Regions from separate parts of the Homo sapiens genome. Here region 1 is linked to region 2. A link is an interaction called in ENCODE POLR2A ChIA-PET data of the cell type or tissue named here. Cell type or tissue: PC-3. All regions are shown on one strand. Links, peaks and the distances in the headings refer to the core of each region. The heading gives the core; the rest is flanking DNA. Region 1 has its middle 610 kb from the start of LINC00971. Region 2 has its middle 970 kb from the start of LINC00971.

Region 1 (6,742 bases), core at 2,037-4,536, 360 kb after region 2:
TAGTAGTTTTTCATTTTATGTGTCAATAAAGCTATCTAAATTATAAACTAGTAAAAGTTTTATAAAGTTGTCTTGCCAAAAAATTCTCTTTACCTAGCTTACCAAATAAAATCTTATTCTCATATTCTCCAAACTTTGTACTAGCTTACCAAATAAATTATTATTCTCGTAGTTCTGAATTTTCTCTATCTTCGTCTCATCTGATTCCTTAAGTTTGGCAAACTGGTAAATGATTGTGGTGGGCGAAGCAGACAGTTTGTAATCCTGTCTTTACTAGTAAAATTCATTTGTCTAAAGTCAGTATTCAGAAATATAATTGATTGTATATCAAATATTTCATTTCTCCCTCTTTCTCTATATCCCCTCTCTGCCTCTTTCTCCCTCAGTCTCACTCTATATTTTTTCTTTGTAAATGTTCAGAATACATTTAGTACTATATATCAGCAGTGTTTTGGAGTTTTATTTGTTGGCCCTTGAACCAATAAATTTATACTTTATTCCAAACCGCTATTTGAAACATGGAAACATATTATAAATTACTTATTTACTTATCTTTGCAATAGAAATTAACTCCAAAATAATATAGCTGAAGCCCTACTAGAAGACAGGGTTTTGCCAGCAGATTTATTTTAAAAGTTAGATGGTTTTTTGTTTGGTTTTCTTTTCTTTTCTTTTACACTGCATGACCAGAGCTTTCAAATGCATTTTGCTCCTGACAATGCCAACTTTTACCCATCACTTCTGATTAAAAATCATGTGTCCCTTGTGTGTGTGTGTGTGTGTTTGTGTTTATGCACACTTTACTGGAAAAGTAGAGAAAGATGTTTCCTACTTATATTTTGTTTAATCATTTCTCTTTTCTGAATATTTTTTTCTGGAAATTCCAAGACTTTGAAACTTAGATAAATAAACTTTTCATTTATTTTATCTATTTCAGTAAATGTATTTCAGATGTGCATTATTCTTTTCTGGTTTTAATAATTAAATGAGTGCATGCTTCATAATAAATGCCTTTACTCACTAATAGCAATATGTGAATTTGTGCTTTAGAATACATTTTGTTTTATAGAAAATTATGACTTTTCTTACCATTGTACTAATGAAAAGCTAACACCCATTAAACAAGGGAAAGGTTATTCTATTGCATATTTTTTACTTTAAATTATTTCTGAATGCATTTCTAATTTTAAATATCTCCCACTGTTTGAGAACATTGCAAACCATTTTAAGCAGGAGAAATGTTAGTAAAATCAATGATATGTTATTTCATCAAACTTAAATATTTTGCTTAAACAAAATATTTAAAACCTTGGTAAATGTAATCATGGATAAACATAAATTTCAATGGAAGATGGCCCACAGGAACTAATTTTAAGGAGAAGTAAAATGTAAATCTTTAATTCCTTTATTGCAATTCAAAAGACTTTCATTCTGCTTATAATTAAGCTTCATTTTACTGTAAACACTTTTATTATCTCAGTGCTCCAGGTAGTCAACAGGGTTTAGAATCTCTGTTTACTGCCAGGCAAAATAAAAATTATAAGCTTTCAGCATTATCCATTAAAGAAACACATGAAGTTTATCTGTTGAGATGGCTGATATCACCAATTGACATTCTCTGATAAATGTCATAGTATAGAAACTAATTATTTTAATTTTTAAAATTTTTACATATGTCTCTTTAGGTGTCATTTTGGATCTGTTTGGAAAACGGAAGAGAAGAAACCTCGATTAAACACATCCTCATTTCCTGTTCACTGATTTACTATATCATCCATCAGATTTTGTCATCAAGCATCTAAAACAACATGCAAAAAAACCAAAGCATACGCTTTTTAAGTTAAAAAAATAGCAATCTATTACTATTTTTTAAAATCAGTAGCAGAAAGTTGAGTTAGGTAAGGACACATTTGATGAAGAAAGTTCTCTTAAAGCAAGCAGCACTGTTTCCATTCCCCATTACGAAGATTTGAAATGTATGTCAGACCCACTCTTTTTTGCTCTGATTTATGTGACTTACTTGATAGACAGCTCCCAGTCAAATTGAGATATATCAGTCAGAATGATTTTTGACAAATTAGTACCAATATAAAATTGATTTCTTATATATAACATAGAATTGTATAAAAGATGAATTTTTAAAACAATCATATAATTTTTATGATAATACATCAATGTTACTAGAAATGACAACGTTCATTTCACATGGTCAGTTTTGTTAAAAGAAGAAAATAGAGTATAAATTGATTTTGTCTGTTTGCAAAATCACATTCTTTAAAATGGTTAAATCTAAATTCTTTTGAGGTAAAGGACTGACAGTACTCTTAATATGGACTATTGTCTTTAGAAAATTACCCCTTACCTATCCTACTCTGAAAAATGTGGTGGAATTTACATTCAAAAATGCAAAATAAAATTTATATGATACTTTATGCTATAGATTGAATGTTTGTGACCCCCCAAATTTATATGTTGAAATTTATCCCCAATATGATAGTATTTGGAGGTAGGGTCTTGGGAGATTATTTGGTTCTCAGAATGAAGTGCTTGTGAATGCTATTAGCACCCTTACAAAAGAGACCCCAGAGAGAACCTCACCCATTCTACCATGTGAGGACACAGCAAAAAATGTGCCATTAAAAACCAGAAAGCGAGCCCTCACCAGATAACAAATCTGACAGTGCCTTGATTTCGAACTTTCCGCCTCCAGAACTGTGAGAAATAAATTTCTGCTGTTTATAAGCCACACATTCTACTGTGTTTTGGTTATAGCACCTCAGACTAGACACAGAACATGCTAAATTCACCAGAAAAAAAGCATCTCTGGGATTAATTCTTCCCCAGGCTGTTAGAAAATAGAATCCATATGTGCCAAGAAAATTGTCTCTTGATCTAAGCAAAGCTCTTCACTGTTTTTCTTCACAAGAATATTAGTCTATCAAATCTAAGATATCATCCAATAAAAATGCATGATGAATCCATATATTAAAATGTGAATGAACATGCATCTAAGGAATAATGAAATATAATAGAAAGGGAGCTAATAAAAGACTACACCCTTAGGACAAACAAACAGCAGTATTAACAACAAAAGAATTTGGTTTACTTAATGTGGTCAAATAACCACAAAAAAACAAGTCAGTGGCAGCTTGTATTCAAGCAGTGCATTTCTCATAAATAAATTGTACTCTTCCCTCAACACTTATACTGTCCACGTAACTGTGTTTTTAAAAAGGGTGTGACAGTTTTAGATGCAAAGTGAAAAATATATCTCCTGAATATCTTTTTTTTTTTTTTTTTTGAGATGGAATTTCACTCTTTTTGCACAGGCTGGAGTGCAATGGCGTGATCTCAGCTCACTGCAACCTCTGCCTCCCTGATTCAAGCGATTATCCTGCCTCAGGCTCCCAAGTAGCTGAAACTACAGGCACCTGCCACCATGCCCAGCTAATCCTTTTTTTTTTTTTTTTTTATTAAAGATGGGGTTTCACCATGTTGGTCAGGCTGGTCCTGATATCTTGACCTCAGGTGATCCACCTGCTTTGGCCTCCCAAAGTGCTGGGATTACAGGCATGAGCCACGGCGCCCAGCCTTTCCTGAATATTTTTGACAATGAAATGTTTAAAAACATATTTTAATGAGCAAACCCGTAGTATTACTATTAATAACAAACAGAACAATGTCAAAAATACACATCACATAATTCCATTTCCAAAGTAAGAAAATCCATAGAAACGAAAAGCAGATTAATGATTTCCCAGGGTTTGGTGGAGGAGAGAATGAGGAATGATTGGCTTCTTAACAGGAATGTTTCCTTTTGGAGTAATGAAGTTTTCTGGAACTAGAAAATGGTGATGGTTGAATAACAATTGCAAATGTGCTACATGATACTGATAAAAAATTATGTTATGTGTATTTTACCATTAAATGCATTAAATTAAAAAGGGGGTGGGAGGATTTTTCCTTTAAACTATTTTTTTCTCATGGTGTATGTGGGATTCAACTTACGTATTATATTTTCGTTGTTTCTTGCTAAAAGAGATTACATGATCAAATAATATTAGAATAATCTTAATTAAATAAATTGAATGAGATTTTAGCTTTAAAATAATAATGACAAAAAACTTGGGTGTGTCATCACCTTCCCATAGTTTCAGACTTACTTAATTTCCCAAAAAAAATGATTTATTGCTTGATAATAAATTGTAGCATATAAAATGTATCATAACTTTTTAGATTGCTACCAAAATGTAACTCTTTCACCTATACAAGTACTAATTTTGATTTCTATGTTATGATATTTGTGTTAAGGACTGAAAGATCAAATTATCATTAATAGACTACTTTTGGGATAACCATATGCATATGGTATACATCTTTTTGGCTGAGTCTTCTACAATACCAAAAGGAATAGAATTTTATTCTGGAATTCAATACTGGCATTATCCCTTTGAGTTATCTGCAAAATAATTGTTTAGTTTCTTTTGTTTTCTTTTTAGTTGTGTCACCAGTTCTGTGACAATCTCAACACAATCACAGGAGAAGCACAGTGGATGGCTGCCATTTATGTCAACCTTCAGCTAAACCTCGGCTTTAAGTTTTATTTAAGATTCGCAACAAAAGTTGACCCAGCATACTATGAAAACAGACTTTTCTCTCATGTTCTTCAGGGTATACTGTACACCTTCTTCCTGAAAACCCCTGCACAGATGCTCCAAAAAGCATATGTTCTGTTTCTTCTATCAATATTTTTGGATCATCCTTCAATCTTTATAAATGTATTTTAATCTTACCTCCAGTGGCATCCTTCACTTAATTTTTTCATTTTTATGGGTTAAGATATTTCTGGATTTTCAAAAACAGTTTTTACTTATGAAAATTTTATGAATACCAAAATGTATAATCTTCCTATAGTATTAGTCCCCCAGTTTTTTGCCATAATATAATTATGTTTTTTAATGTTTATAAGACTGAGATTATGTGATCATGGTCCAAAATAAAGATTGTCTTATGTAAAGGTCATTATCACACATATTACAAGAAAGAAAGTCAGTTTAGATAGAGAATTGTATATATTAAGCTGCTCTGTAGATTGTAACCAATATGATACGACTGTATCAGAGTTCTAGAAAACACCAATTAAGAAAAATTTGCCATGATTTGGCATAAATATTTTATGTGAAATCACCATCTAATCATTTATAAATAAATGACAACCTCTCTTTCCTGTTCAATTTTTATATTTTACTGTAGAAATTGCTAGAGATTTCTCAAGAGGGCCTGTATAATAGCAGTCAAGTCCCAGATGGCCTGGAGGTCTACTTAAAACAGAGTGTTTCTGAATATTTCTCAGGAGTAAATCTAACTTATTTACTGATTCTATTATTCAGTGACAAATATTTAGTATTTATTAAGAACACTTACGATACTAGCATACACATAACTGGTAGCTGGTTCTCTCTGGTCCACAATTGATAGTGCCTTAATTGTTCTGTTTTAAAGCCTCCCATTTTCTGTAGAAATTCCAGAAGGAAGATAAATGGTTGAGGAAGACTTGGTTCATCACCTGTGAAATCATTTCATAACAGACAGTTGTAATTAGGAAAATAAATGCAAACCTATAATTTCTTGTTCACATATCATTTTGAAAGTGTGGATTTAGGCCAAATCATGGCAAATTTTTCTTAATTGGTGTTTCTAGAACTCTGATACAGTCGTATCATACTGGTTACCATCTACAGAGCAGCTTAATATATACAATTATCTATCTAAACTGACTTTCTTTCTTGTAATATGTGTGATAATGACCTTTACATAAGACAATTTTTATTTTGGACCATGATCACATAATCTCAGTCTTCTAAAGTTACCATTAAAAAACATAATTATATTATAGCAAAAAACTGGGAGACTAATATTATAGGAAGAATATACATTTTTGATATTCATAAATTTTTCAAATGTAAAAACTGTTTTTGAAAATCCAGAAATATCTTAACCCATAAAAATGAAAAAATTAGGTGAAAGATGCCACTGGAGGTAAGATTAAAATACATTTATGAAGATTGAAGGATGATACAGAAATATTGATAGAAGAAACAGAACATATGATTTTTTAAGCATCTGTGGAGGGGTTTTCAGGAAGAAGGAATAAAGTATACCCTGAAGAACATGAGAGAAAAATCTGTTTACATAGTATTTTGGGGCAACTTTTGTTGCGAATCTTAAATAAAATTTAAAGCCGAGGTTTAGCTGGAGGTTGACATAAATGGCAGCCATCCATTGTGCTTCTCCTGTGGTTGTGTTCAGAGTATCACAGAACCAGTAACACAACTAAAAAGAAAACAAAAGAAACTAAACAATTATTTTGCAGATAATTTAAAGGGATAATGCCCATATTGAATTCCAGAATAAAATTCTATTCCTTTTAGTATTTGTAGAAGCCTCGCCAAAAAGACATATACATATGGTTATCCCAAAAGTAGTCTATTAATGATAAGACTTTCAAGGAAACAGCTTTCCTGTTGCTTGCCTGATATTTGAAGAAAACAATAGCATGGAAGATAAAGGCCAGTTATACAAACAGAAAAAAAAAGAAAGAACAAGCAGGCAAGCAAGCAAACAAACAAAAGCAACAACAAAACCCAACCAAACAAGCAAAATACAAGAAGAAAGAGATAACTTGAGGAACAGAGAAAACAAGAAATTTGAAGCAAAAATTACAGAAATCATTGAGGGGATA
Region 2 (6,742 bases), core at 1,996-4,495:
GAGTCTGTGAACATGTTCTGTTACATGGAAAACCTAAATTTTCAAATGTAATTATAACTAAGAACCTGAAAATAAGATTATCCTGGTGGATCCAATCTAACTACAGAGCCCTGAAAAGCAGAATGTTCTAGGGCTGGAAGCAGAAAAAGTCAGAGATATTCCAAGTGCTGTAAGGATTTTATGTGATATATCAAGCTATGAGGTACAGGAGTTCATGAGTTCAGGCCAGAGAGAGGTCTCTGGTTGCTAATGGCAGCCCCCAACCGATATATAGCAGGGAAATGGGGACCTAAACCCCATGATCACAGGGAATTAAATTCTGCAACAGTCTGAATAAATACAGAAGCAAATGCTTCTCAGGACCTCTAAATAATAGCCAGCTAGCTATCCATTCATTTCAGACATGTGAAACCTGGAGCAGAGAAGCCAGTTAAGCCAAACCAGATATCTGACCTACATAACTTTGAAATAGTAACTTTGTGCTATTTTAAGCTTCTAAGTGTGTGATAATTTGTTATAGCAGCAATAGAAAATGAACATATTTTTCAAGGATATTCATACATCAAGCAGGCTTGGAAGATGGAGATGATGTCTCCCTCCAGAGTAGGGGACAGGTTTTTCTGCTGTCCAGCATGGTATAGATAATAGTCTAATTTACGGCAAAGTTCTGGCAGGTACACTTGCAACTATTATTAAAAAAATGAGTTTTTCTATGTTCAAGGTTCTCAACTGGGACACAAACTCACTACATGAATAGTGCCCATCTATATTCACCCCTGCAGAACTTGGGATGCAGGAAGAATTGTTGCAAACAGAAAGCTCATGCAATATCACCAAAGGTCCCTGTCCCCAGAATCTTGAGTGTTATGCCAACATCCATGGAATTGTGGAAGGCTTTCAAGAAGTGTAAAGTCTCCTACCCTACACATTTCTTGATACTACATTCTTAAACATTGGCATAAACCAACTTCTATCTAAATATGTTATTATTCTTTTATATCACACTATCTCTAACAATCACAACTATTGTAATTAAAATTATTCCTTATATGCTCAAGTCTCCCTAAATCTATATATTTACCTTATTCATCTCTCCTTATATTCAGACAAAAGCAAGTCAATGGTCTTGGTGTATCAATGGGGTAGCTTATTTCCCAAGATGCTTATGATCAATTATTTTCCTCCACGTATATATATATCATTTTCTCATATTATTTGCTAAGAAGGTAGATCTTAAGTATTGTCACCACAAAAAAAAAAAAAGAAGAAAAGAAAAGAGAGACGTAACTTTGTGAGGTGATGGATATGTTACTTAGTATTATTTTGGTAATCATTTTTCAAGGTACATGTGTATAAAAACATCACATTGCACACTTTGAATATATACAATTCTTATTTGCTAATTATCACTTCACTGCAACTTCTCCTCCTGAATATACTCCACCTCCTATGGGAATATGGTCTTAGTGATTTGTTTGACAAATAAGATGCAGAGAAAGTGACATTGTAGGCCATCTATTTTGCAGCTTCACCTTGAATCTCTTGGAATGCTCTTTCTGTAGAAAATAAGGTATTGAATAAAATATCCAGCTACAGTGAGACCGACCACCATGCGGTGAGGAAAACTCAGCTAGCCACATGAAGAGCTGGCCACCTAGCCATCCGATTCCAGGTTGCAGACACAAGGGAAAAAAAAAATCTTGAGCGTTCAGCCCAGTAAAGCTTTCATCCACCATCCAAAATGGTAATTGATTGAGACACTGCCAGGAGAATTACCTTGCTGGACCAAGCAACACACAAACTGTGAAAGATAATAATGAATTATAATTTTAGTTCTTAAGTTTTGAGGTAGTTTGTTACAAACCAATAAATAACAAACCACCATTATCTGAGTGAACTATTATAAAATCACTTACGTACAAAGTAAAAGTAACTTCTATCACTGAATTATTCATTCTCTACCCAATATGTAATAATCAAACACCTCACACGAATTTGTATATCATTAAAATATCTGGATTATCCTATATTTCTTTTACATTTCAAACTACACATTTTCTTAATCTTTAGATCTTATTTGCTTTTTTGTTTAATTAATCTGCATCTTCACATCTATTTATAAGAAAAATGGCCTGGCGCAGTGGCTCACGCCTGTATTCCCAGCACTTTGGGAGGCCGAGGCGGGTGGATCATGAGGTCAGGAGATCGAGACCATCCTGGCTAACGCAGTGAAACCCCGTCTCTACTAAAAATACAAAAAATTAGCCAGGTGTGGTGGCATGCGCCTGCAGTACCAGCTACTTGGGAGGCTGAAGCAGGAGAATGGCATGAAGCTGGGAGGTGGAGCTTGCAGTGAGCCGAGATTGTGCCACTGCACTCCAGCCTGGGCGACAGAGCGAGACTCCATCTCAAAAAAAAAAAAGAAAAATACACCTAAATCATGTTCTTGATTTATGGCAAAGTTTCTTTATTTAGCCACCTTCAGACACATTATCAGATTTGTTTCCATAGTATTTTATCAACTCTAATGAGGGTTATCCTTTTGGTAATACATTTAAGTAATTCACCAACACTAACCAGACTAATGACAAACTATTAATAAAATATTCCTGTATTATGGGCTCCCAAATCATGTAGTCATCAATGCATTCTATTTTATAGGGATCACTGTAATTGTCATTGACATAATTTACAGAATTAGCCAAACAGTAACTTGCTATTTTCTTTAATTAATAGGAAGGGAAAAAAATGAGTAAGTATTTGTCATGACATTTTTGTTATTTTCTCTATTTACATTCTTTATATTCTCCTTCTCTTTTTGTTATTATCCCCAAGGGAGTTTTCTCTGTGAGTCTTTAAACTTATCTAGCTTATTGTACCCTTTCATAAACACAAACACACTCATTCACATATCTGAGAAGGTTCCTGTATCACAACAAATTAATTGAATTAAAATTCAAATAACTTTGGGCATTGGTAGAGTTAGTAAGATTCAGCAAAATTACTGAGTAACCCACTACTTGAGCTTTCTAGTATTTCAAGATTTTTGACATACTTAAAAATGTTGTCACATTATTATCAGGGCTTTGAACTGCAAGGTTTTTAGTTTTAAGAAGGCTTTAATGGGAAGAATCAACCATCATTCACTGAAATGGATAAAACTATAAAGCTAAGTTAAAAAGTAAAATTGATTTTTAAAGAGCATGAAGAAAAGTACTCTATCCAAGTAAGGATTTTTACACTGAGAAAAATGCTTCAGAAATTACCCAATGCCTAAGAAGTCTCAGGCATTTCAGAACAAGATGAGAAAATGATTGAAAGCTCTAGAACTGAATGCCCCAAGGAAACGTTAAACTTGCAATTATATGCAAATATATTTTAGCTGTTCCTCTTTTAGCAGACACTGAAAAGATGGATTTTTTTCTAGAGATTTTAAAAGTGGAACATCAAGGATGATTTTCTCCGTATTTCTCAACACTTGAAAGACCTCATGGTAACAGTTACAAAATAAAGAAATAATGTATACTTATACTAAAGGATTTTATTTAAATATGTATTTTAATACTGTCCAAGCATAATATCCATTCATTCATTAAATCAAAATATATTTAAGACATGAAATATACTTTATATTGTTCTAGTTGCTGGAAATATACATGAATATTAAAAATGCAAAATCCTACCACTCATGTAGCTTACATAATGTTGGATAGAAACAGAAAAAGTATACAAATAAATATGTAACATTTCAGATGGTGATAAATACATGAGGTAAAGTAAAACAGTATAAGATACTAGTGACAAATGGTTTAGTTGGTTTTGTACGACAGGTTAAAGAAACTAGGTTTTCTATCAACAAGTAACTGATACTATATTTCAGTATCTCAAGAAAATAAAAGCTAATTTGTGCTCTTTCTCATATTCCTAGATACATAATGTGCCCATGTTCCCACTCCTGTAAGGTAATAAGTGTGTGTTATTTTATGCAACTAAGTTTGTGGTAATATTATTACTCTTAAAAGGAAATTACCACAGACACTTATTACAAATGTCAAAAAAGACTTTATTGAAGACTATTGCAATAGGAGAGAGAGACTGAACTCAGCCTTACTGAAACAAAAAACAGGAGAATTTTTTTTATTTCATCTGTTCTTTGTAAAAAATTGACATATAACAGTTGCACATAATTATGGATTACAGAATGATATTTTAATACATGTACACAATGTGTTATGATCAAATCAGGGTTATTATCATATCTATCACCTCAAACATTTATTATTTTTTATGTTGAGAACCTTTCAGATCTTCTAGCTATTAAAACACAAAATAAATTATCGTTAACTATATTCACCATCTAGTGCTACGGAACACTAAAAGTTATTCCTCTTGTTTAGCTGTAATTTTGTATCCTTTAACTAAGCTCCCCTATCCTCCACTGGTTGCTGGGCATGTAGATTGATTCCATATCTTGGCTATTGTGAATAGTGCTCTCGTAAACATGGGGAGGTAGATAATCTGTTCAATATAATAATTTCCTTTCCTCTGGATATATACTACATAGTAGGATTTCTGAATCACATTTAGTTCTGGCCAGAGATTTTGAGAATGTTTTCAAGCTGTTCTCCAAAATTGCTGTGCTAACTTACATTCCCATCAACAGGCTATATGAGCTTTCTTCTCTCCACATCCTCTCCAGCATATGTTATTTTTTTGTCTTTTTGATAACAGCCATTCTAACTGACATGAGATATTTCATCAAGGTTTTCATTTGCATTTTTCTGATGATTAATTAGTGATGCTGAGTTTTTTATATGCTTCCTGGCCAATTTGTATGTTTTCTTTTCATAAATGTCTATTTAGATAATTTGCCCATTTTTAAATCAGATAAATTGTGTGTGTTTTTGTCTTTTTTTTTTTTTTTTGCTGTTGAGATAGTTGAGATTCTTGTATATTCTGGAGGTTAATCTCTTGTTGCATGAATAAAAATATGTTTTCCCATTCTGCAGGTTGTGCTTTTCACTCTGCTGATTGTTTCTTTTGCTGCATAGAAGCTCATTAGTTTGATATAATCCAATTTGTTTATTTTGGCTTTTCTTTCCTATGATTCAGAGGTGTTACCTAAAAAATTTTCCCCCAGACCAACATCCTGAAGTGCTTCTCCTATGTTGGTCATATATGACAAACCCACTGCTAACATCATAGTGAATGGAGAAAAGGTGAAAGATTTTACTCTAAGAACTAGAACAAGAAAATGATAACCCCTTTCTTCACTCCTACTCAACATAGGAAAGGAAGTTCTGGCCAGCGCAATTAGGCAAGAGAAAGAAATAAAGGGCATCCAAATTAAAAAGGAAGAAGTCAAATTGTCTCTGTTTTCAGACCTTGTATTACATATTAAAAAAAAAAAACCCTAAAGAATCCCCTAAAAAAACTCAATATTTTTTTATTTTTAATATTATTTTTATTTATTTATTTATTTATTTATTTATTTTTGAGTAGGAGTCTCGCTCTGTCACCCAGGCTGGAGTGTAATGGCACGATCTCGGCTCACTGCAAGCTCCGCCTCCCAGGTTCAGGTTATTCTCCTGCCTCAACCTCCCAAGTAGCTGGGATTATGGGTATCTACCACCATCCCCAGCTAATTTTTATACTTTTAGTAGAGACAGGGTTTCACCATGTTGGTCAGGCTGGTCTCCAACCCCTAACCTCAGGTGATTCACCCACCTCGACCTCTAAAAGTGCTGGAATTACAGGCATGAGCCACTATGTCTGGCCAAAACTCAGGATTTTTAAACTTTAGTGTGAGCTAACGGAAAAGTACTGTAGAACATTTGTAGGGAGATTGTTACTTGATTAGGCCGTCTATGTTGGTCTCTTGGTGCTTAGGCTCCTAATCTCCAACAGAGACTGGAAGACTAGAACACTGTTTTTCTTGATTATTCCATTCTTCCTTGAAAAAGAGACTCCTAGGTAGTAGACTATTTACATCTCAAAGGTAAGAGAAAGAATTTACAATCACAAGTTTTCTAAAGTACAGGCTCTAAGAAAAGATAGGTCAGGTGCCTATAGTGAGAAAGAAAACCTAAAATTTGGTCAAGCAAAAGGGAATGTCAAAGTCACCTTGGTCGTTACACAGCAATAGATTAATAATACATTAGATTCCAGATATCATGTAACATAGCCCATCTACCTCCCACCTCCCATAGGAATTACGTATTGTTCTTATCTGTTCTGTCCTAGACAGTTACAGGACAATAAAGAAAACTTGCTTTTTTGTATTTTTGCTTTTTTAATGTGTGGCCTCTAGGCCATTAGAAATGATCATCAAGTCATCACTCAAGTGGGACCCTGCCTTAACTTATGTTCTAACCTTATGGCTAATGAAGTTCCCATAAATGTGCCTCTTGAACTTAGCCCTCTAGAAATCCAGGCCACAGATCTTAAAATACATTAAATTCCACTGTTATTAAAATATTCATTAATCCTTCCTGAGTGAGCACTCAAGCTCACTCAGCATTGCTATCATTCAGCACTGCTACATTAGAGAAATTATTTTATTAGTCCAATTATGGTTTATTTTCCTCCAAAGTTGAATTCTTCCAAAGTTTAACGCACCAGTATTTGGAGGAGAATTCCTGCTAACATTTTTATTTTGATTAGCAGGTACTTTTTCATGATTATAAAGAGCTTCCAGGAATTTTATTATAAATTGACTCAGACCCCTAGACCAGCTCCTGTA

Evidence for each region. Peaks named below come from ENCODE experiments on the same cell type or tissue, not always from the same donor. Only the 100,000 strongest peaks of a DNase experiment are listed, where the experiment ranks them.
Region 1: POLR2A ChIA-PET joins it to region 2 with 11 read pairs; 2 of 35 experiments call an interaction of 5 or more read pairs at or near these places.

Annotation. Positions count from the first base shown.
Region 1 is chr3:84,257,595-84,264,336 of GRCh38, forward strand. No RefSeq gene overlaps it. Among named protein-coding and RNA genes, the nearest start is that of LINC00971, 610 kb to the right of the region's middle. In PC-3, for the core only: no CTCF peak of the experiment used is centred there; no DNase peak of the experiment used is centred there; H3K27ac peaks cover 954 bases.
Region 2 is chr3:83,895,668-83,902,409 of GRCh38, forward strand. No RefSeq gene overlaps it. Among named protein-coding and RNA genes, the nearest start is that of LINC00971, 970 kb to the right of the region's middle. In PC-3, for the core only: no CTCF peak of the experiment used is centred there; no DNase peak of the experiment used is centred there.